Linked DNA regions of Homo sapiens: region 2 is linked to region 1. A link is an interaction called in ENCODE POLR2A ChIA-PET data of the cell type or tissue named here. Cell type or tissue: HepG2. All regions are shown on one strand. Each heading gives the region's core, and the rest is flanking DNA. Links, peaks and the distances in the headings are about the cores only. Region 1 has its middle 31 kb from the start of CRB2. Region 2 overlaps CRB2 (crumbs cell polarity complex component 2).

Region 1 (2,902 bases), core at 260-2,759:
CAGGTCCTTCCCCGCAGTTGTTTTTGGTTTCATTTTAAACTGGAACTTGGGGGGAAACAGTTATACTCTCCCCGGTGAGGCCTTTGGAGCTGAGAGCTCTCTTGTTTTCCACAAAGTAGGGGAAGCCAAATGAGTAGCAGAAGGACGCTGATGCTGACAGGGAGAGGAGAGGTGGGGAGGAGAGAGGAGAGTGGGGAGGGGAGGGAGCTGGCTGCATTCGCAGTCCGTCCATCCGTCCGGGGTCTGGCCGTGGCCCTGCCCTCCTGGCAGTATGGTTATTTATTGCCTCCTTAATTTCCCCTCTTCTTGCCCCAGTTAGAGATGGAGTTTGCCACTGCCTGTCTTGTTCTGCTGAATCGCAGAGTCTGCACAGAGCCAGACACATAGTAGGTGTACAGCTAACATCTGTGAACAAGTGACTGTACAAACACAGGCATTGGAAAAAGTGTACAAGGTCCAGAGAAGAGAGGAATTAAGTCTCCATGGGGGGATGTCAGGAACTGCTGGGGTGGGAGGTGACATTCAAAGGTGAGAGGAGGTTTCTGGATGGCTATGGTGGGGGAAGATGGGGAGGGATGGTAATTGAGGCTAAAGAAAACAGCTGAGACTAGGTTGAAAAAAGGCTTAACTATCAGACTGGAAATGACTTTACAACTTGTGGCTGAGCTAGGTCTAAAGCCTGGGTGTTCCTAAAAATGGCCAGAGCTCGGGTTGGGCACGGTGGCTCATGCCTGTAATCCCAGCACTTTGGGAGGTGGGCAGATCACCTGAGGTCAGGAGTTTGAGACCAGCCTGACCAACATGGTGAAACTCCATTGCTACTTAAAAAAGCCAGGTGTGGTGGCAGGTGCCTGTAATCTGAGCTACTCGGGAGACTGAGGTAGAATTGCTTGAACCCGGGAGGCAGACGTTGCAGTGAGCTGAGATCAGACAGCTGCACTCCAGCCTGGGCAACAGAGCAAGACTCTGTTTCAAAAACAAAAACAAAAACACAAAATGGCCAGAGGTCCATGCAGAACGTCATCCATGGAAGTGAAGACGTGGGTGTCTGTATGCTCCCCGTGTCTCCTCACCCCTAGAAATCCTGCTATTGAGAAAACCTGGTTCTCCTCCCACAGTCCCAACAACTCTCCTGAAATTGCCCTCACAGAGTGCACTGCGAAGCCTCCCTGTGACTGGGTCCAGCCAACCCTTTTCAGTCTTGATTCTTCCTGACCTTTCTGCCGCCTTCCACATTCTGACTTGACCCACATTGTTCCTTCCCAGTGGCTCCTCTGTCCCTCTGTGTGTCTCCCCTTCCTGGGGCCACAACTGTACCTTAGAAGTGGGTGGCCTCCCAGTGTCTGTGCTGGGTCCTCTCCTGGCTCTATGTCCATGCTGTACAACTTCATCCATTCTTGTGGCTGCAGAGACCACTTAGAGATGGGACTTCTAACCTTCTGCTTCCCGCCAGCTCCAGACCCAGTTATCCAGTGGCTGAACCTTCACCTCCAGGCTTCCCCACGGGCCCTTAGACTCAGACACATCCCAAACCAGATTTATCCTCTTCCCCTCATTACGATGCACACAGCTCTTTCCCATTCAGTCTCCCCGTGAGGACCGGATTCCTAGCCACATTGAAGGCAGAAGGAAACAGGCTCAGAGAAGGGCAGCTCGCAGTCACACAGGTGAGTCCACCTAACTCCAACTCCACACCGTTTGATTAGGACTCAGGATGGGGCAATACTTTTCACCTCCGACCCCCAGGCCTCCCAGGGCCAGGGCAGTAAATGTTGACCAGATCGATTTCCACCATGCCTGAAAGTCAGCGGTCAGCTGCTGACCACACTGTCAATTATTCAGGCTCCCTGGGATTTCACCAAGAGCTACGGTTTAACTAAAACACAGCTCCATTGTCCTCACACCCCCAGCTTGCCCTCAGAGGCCTGGGTGCGGGTGGACAGCCAGGGCACCTCCCCGGGCGGCCAAGCACATATCTGCCCCAGCCCCTCACTCCCCTTCCCAGCTCACAGATCAGACTGGAGCTTCCTGGTCCTCAAATCCCTTGGAGGAGGTCCTGGGCTGAAAGGGCTGAAGCCCTGAGGGCAGAACTGGGACCGGCCACCAGAAGTTACCTGAGGCAGGTTTAGGTTCCGTTCTGCTGTTCTGCAAGACCCAGACTTTTCTTTCCTCTTTTTTTTTTTTTTTTTTTTTTTTTTTTTGAGATAGAGTCTCTGTTGCCCAGGCTGTGATGCAGTGTTACAACCTCCCAGGTTCAAGCGATTCTCCTGCGTCAGCCTCATGAGCAGTTGAGACCCAGACTTTTCTTATCACCAGACAAAAACAGACACTCTGGGAGGCAGGGAGCTAGTCAACCACACAGGTGTGTGACACTCCGGGCAGACTGTCATTAGGAAGACTATCCATGGGGAGAGTCAAGGGCTATTGATGGTAACAACTAGATTTTTGAATGTGCTTTACAATTCACAGTGCTAGTGGGGCATTGTGGCTCACGCCTGTAATCCCAACAATTTGGGAGGCTGAGGTGGGTGGATGGCTTGAGCCCAAGAGTTCAAGACCAGCGTGGGCAACATAGCGGGACCCCATCTCTATAAAAATATTTAAAAACTAGCTGGATGTGGTGGCGCATGGCTGTGGTCCCGGCTACCTAGGAGGCTGAGGTGGGAGGATAGCTTGAACCCAGGAGGTTGAGGCTGAAGTAAGCTATGATCATGCCACTGTACTCCAGCCTGGGTGACAGAGTGAGACCCTGTCTAAAAAAAAAAATCACAATGCTCTCAATGACATATGTCATCTTACAGCCTCAAGTCTTTTTTGGAACAAGGTGGTGCATAAATAAAGACACATTCATTCGGCAGTCATTACTGAGCTTGCCAGGCACTTTGCTAGGTGCTGCAAAGTG
Region 2 (2,902 bases), core at 222-2,721, 50 kb before region 1:
CCAGGATGGGGCAGAGGCAGAGGCAGAGGCTGCCAGCCAAGGGGACACTTCCGTAGCAATGTCCCGAGCCCTGGAAGCAGCTTCCTTGGGTCTCCAGGTAGAAACCATTCAGGACCTCCAGGTGCTGGTGCCAGCAGCCAGGCTGGCCTAGATGAGTCTCTCCTCCGGTGGCACCTTGAGGACACTGTCCATCTCCAGCCGGGCCCCAGCCACCTCCTGCTGGCTTGGGCTGTAGGTGCCCTCAGACTGGCGGCGCTTTCGGGCTGCCAGGATCCCTGAAAGGAGGCCCAGGAGGAGGAGGAGGAGGCAGGCACAGGCTGCAGGTACGGCCACCTCCAGCAGTGGGAATGGCAGCGGCAGGGGCAGGCCCTTCTGCAAGAGACACGACACCGAGGCCTAAGACCGCAGAGAAGGGGAGGACGCCGGGGCCCTCAGAGAGCAGAGAGCGCAGCACAAGGACCTACTCAGAGAAAATCAGAGCTGGGAGCAGGCTGCCCTGGGAGCAGTGAAGACCCAGCCCCAGGGGTATGCAGGCAAGTGCCAGGAAACCACCTGTCACAGCCACTGCTCGGGGAGGCCTATACAACAAAGGAGTTCTGGCTAGAAGGACAGAGATGGGCGTTTATTGAACACCCGGCAGGAGCTAAGCAGGGTGCATGGGTTTCACAGAAGCCTACGAGGGTCTCATGAGGCAGAGCAGGAGCAGGGGCAGGCTGAGCGGCCCCCTGCCACAATAGCAAGGTCAGAATCCACTGGGGCCCACCTGCGGGGGCAGGGTGGCAGGGGGGCCGAGGGGCTGTTATGACAGCTTGTCCCTGCGAGCCTCGGCCCAGGCTTCGGGGAGCCCAGCAAACCTCCCTGGTGTCTCCAGTCACAGGCTCCCAGGATTCCCCATCAAAGCCTCTACATGCCTGGGACTCTGTAGTCCCAGGATGCGAGGATTCCAGAGGCATGGGCTCTGGGACTCACCAGCCTCCCTCTGTACCTCCAGGCTTCCCAGCCCACTGTGACCTGGGTCCTAAAACTTGACAGGAAAGTTCCTCTGGTCCTGAGAGGGTCCTGCCAGCCTCCACCGTTGGACATTTTGAGGGAGGAGCTGTAAAGCCATTTCCTCCCCCTGCCCTGGGGAGGTGGCTGGGTAGGGAAGCCAGAGGCTGTAAAAGTTCAACTTGAAAGGAAACATTCCCCGTAAGCGGAGGGGATTTGTGGTTTATGACCCAGGCTGCCAGAAGCCTGTAGAGATCAAGGCTGCTCCCCAGACTTCCCTTCCAAGCCTCTCCTCGCCAGCACCCACTCCCCCCACCCCGCCCCAGGAAGGGGTGTGGCGGGGAGGTTCACAGCTCCAGCGCCTGCTGCCTTCGTCTGTCCAGGCTCCTCCTGGGCTGAGCCACCCGGGGTTGGGGCCAGCCTGCACAGCGGGCCGAGCCTGCTCCAGTGCGGACTCCCAGGCCCCCTGCCCCTCCGTGTCTTCCTACTCAGGACACTGGCTCAGAAACCCCTGGAGATGAGTCTCCTGGATTCACCAACCTAAATCCCAGAACACCAACATGGCCCTGAGTCCTGGTTGGATTGGCAGAGACCATCTGTCCTCACTGCCACTGCCCTGGGCACTCTGAGGAAGCCGCTGACCCAGCTAGGAGCTTTGTGCTCTTGTCAATAGACGGTGACAGCCCCCAAAGCTCTCCCTGCAGTGGAAATACCTCTTGTGTGGGGGGTGTGGAAGGGACCTGAGGCTCCTCTCACTGCCCCACCCCATGACAGAGTGGCCCAGGAACAGCCCCATGGTGCTGCGCTCTCTCCCCAGCAGCATCTCGCCAAGGGCCCAGCAGGCCACGTCCACGGCCCCTCACCCCTGACAACACTCACCGCCACTTCACAGAACTGGCCGGAGAATCTGGCATTGCAGATACATTCAGACACCCCTCCAGCTGCCCGGCAGGTGCCCCCATTCAAGCAGGGGTTGGCTTCACAGGGGAGAGTGGGGACCTGACACCTGGAGAGGGAGGGGGGCTGAGAAAGCGGCTTCCCCCATGGCTGCCTCTTGTGCTCCCAGCTGCTCTGCTGCCCATCCCCACTTCAGCAAGCATCAGAGCTTATCCATCCACTGTCCCCATGCGCTGCTCCTGCCCAGCTGGGCCCTGCCAGGTGACCACCTGAGCAGCCGTCACTGAGAAGGACTCTCATCCCATTAGGGTGACGGGAGCCTGTGTGAAGGCAGGTGCCCCAGACGCTGACGCCACTGTCTGCAGGGCCCAGAATCTGCACTTTTATGGTCTCCCACAGGCGGGCTGAGGCTGGGTTTCCAGAACTGCCACCAGGCAACCACTGCCCAGCAGCAGTCTGTATCACAGAGGATGGTCTTGCGAGTCATGGAAGGAAACTCAAGTGACAATGGTGACTGTGATACCAGGGAGGGGTGAGAAGGTGGGCGAGGACCCCCGCCCCACCCTGGCTGGAGGAACAGCCCTCCACATTCATTGGACCTCCTCACAGTTCCCAGGCCCCCAGACCCACCTCTGGCCAGCAAGACCCTCCAGGCAGCTGCAGTTGGCAGCGGGAGAGCCACCCTCACATGGGCTGCCATCGAGGCAGGTGACATTCAGGCTGCACTCCTTGGATGGGACAGGCAACCTGGGGAGAGAGCAGAGGCTGGAGTGGGTGCAGGACACCTGGGACCTGCCCTCCCCAGCGCTGTGACCGTGGGCCACCTGAGCTTGTGTTCTCATGTATGGAACTCAGGGCCTTCCTCTATTGGGCATGGGATTGAGGTCCCTGATGGGAGGGAAGGGACACAGGGTTGCACTCGCTTTCCAGAGTCTCAGAGGACTCAGGACAACAAAGTGTAAGGACTCTGAACAAAAGCAGCTCCTAAACACAACGCCTGGACATTCCTTGAGGGGAG

Evidence for each region. Peaks named below come from ENCODE experiments on the same cell type or tissue, not always from the same donor. Only the 100,000 strongest peaks of a DNase experiment are listed, where the experiment ranks them.
Region 2: POLR2A ChIA-PET joins it to region 1 with 8 read pairs; 2 of 35 experiments call an interaction of 5 or more read pairs at or near these places.

Annotation. Positions count from the first base shown.
Region 1 is chr9:123,323,874-123,326,775 of GRCh38, reverse strand. No RefSeq gene overlaps it. Among named protein-coding and RNA genes, the nearest start is that of CRB2, 31 kb to the left of the region's middle. RefSeq lists enhancers at 1-16, 17-518. In HepG2, for the core only: no CTCF peak of the experiment used is centred there; a DNase peak (open chromatin) is centred at 1,805; H3K4me3 peaks cover 548 bases.
Region 2 is chr9:123,374,308-123,377,209 of GRCh38, reverse strand. CRB2 (crumbs cell polarity complex component 2) reads right to left here. Exons shown (of 13, transcript NM_173689.7): 11 at 2,515-2,631; 12 at 1,867-1,993; 13 at 1-372. The coding sequence ends at 148. Among named protein-coding and RNA genes, the nearest start is that of CRB2, 20 kb to the right of the region's middle. RefSeq lists enhancers at 270-887, 888-1,506. In HepG2, for the core only: no CTCF peak of the experiment used is centred there; a DNase peak (open chromatin) is centred at 1,269; H3K4me3 peaks cover 836 bases.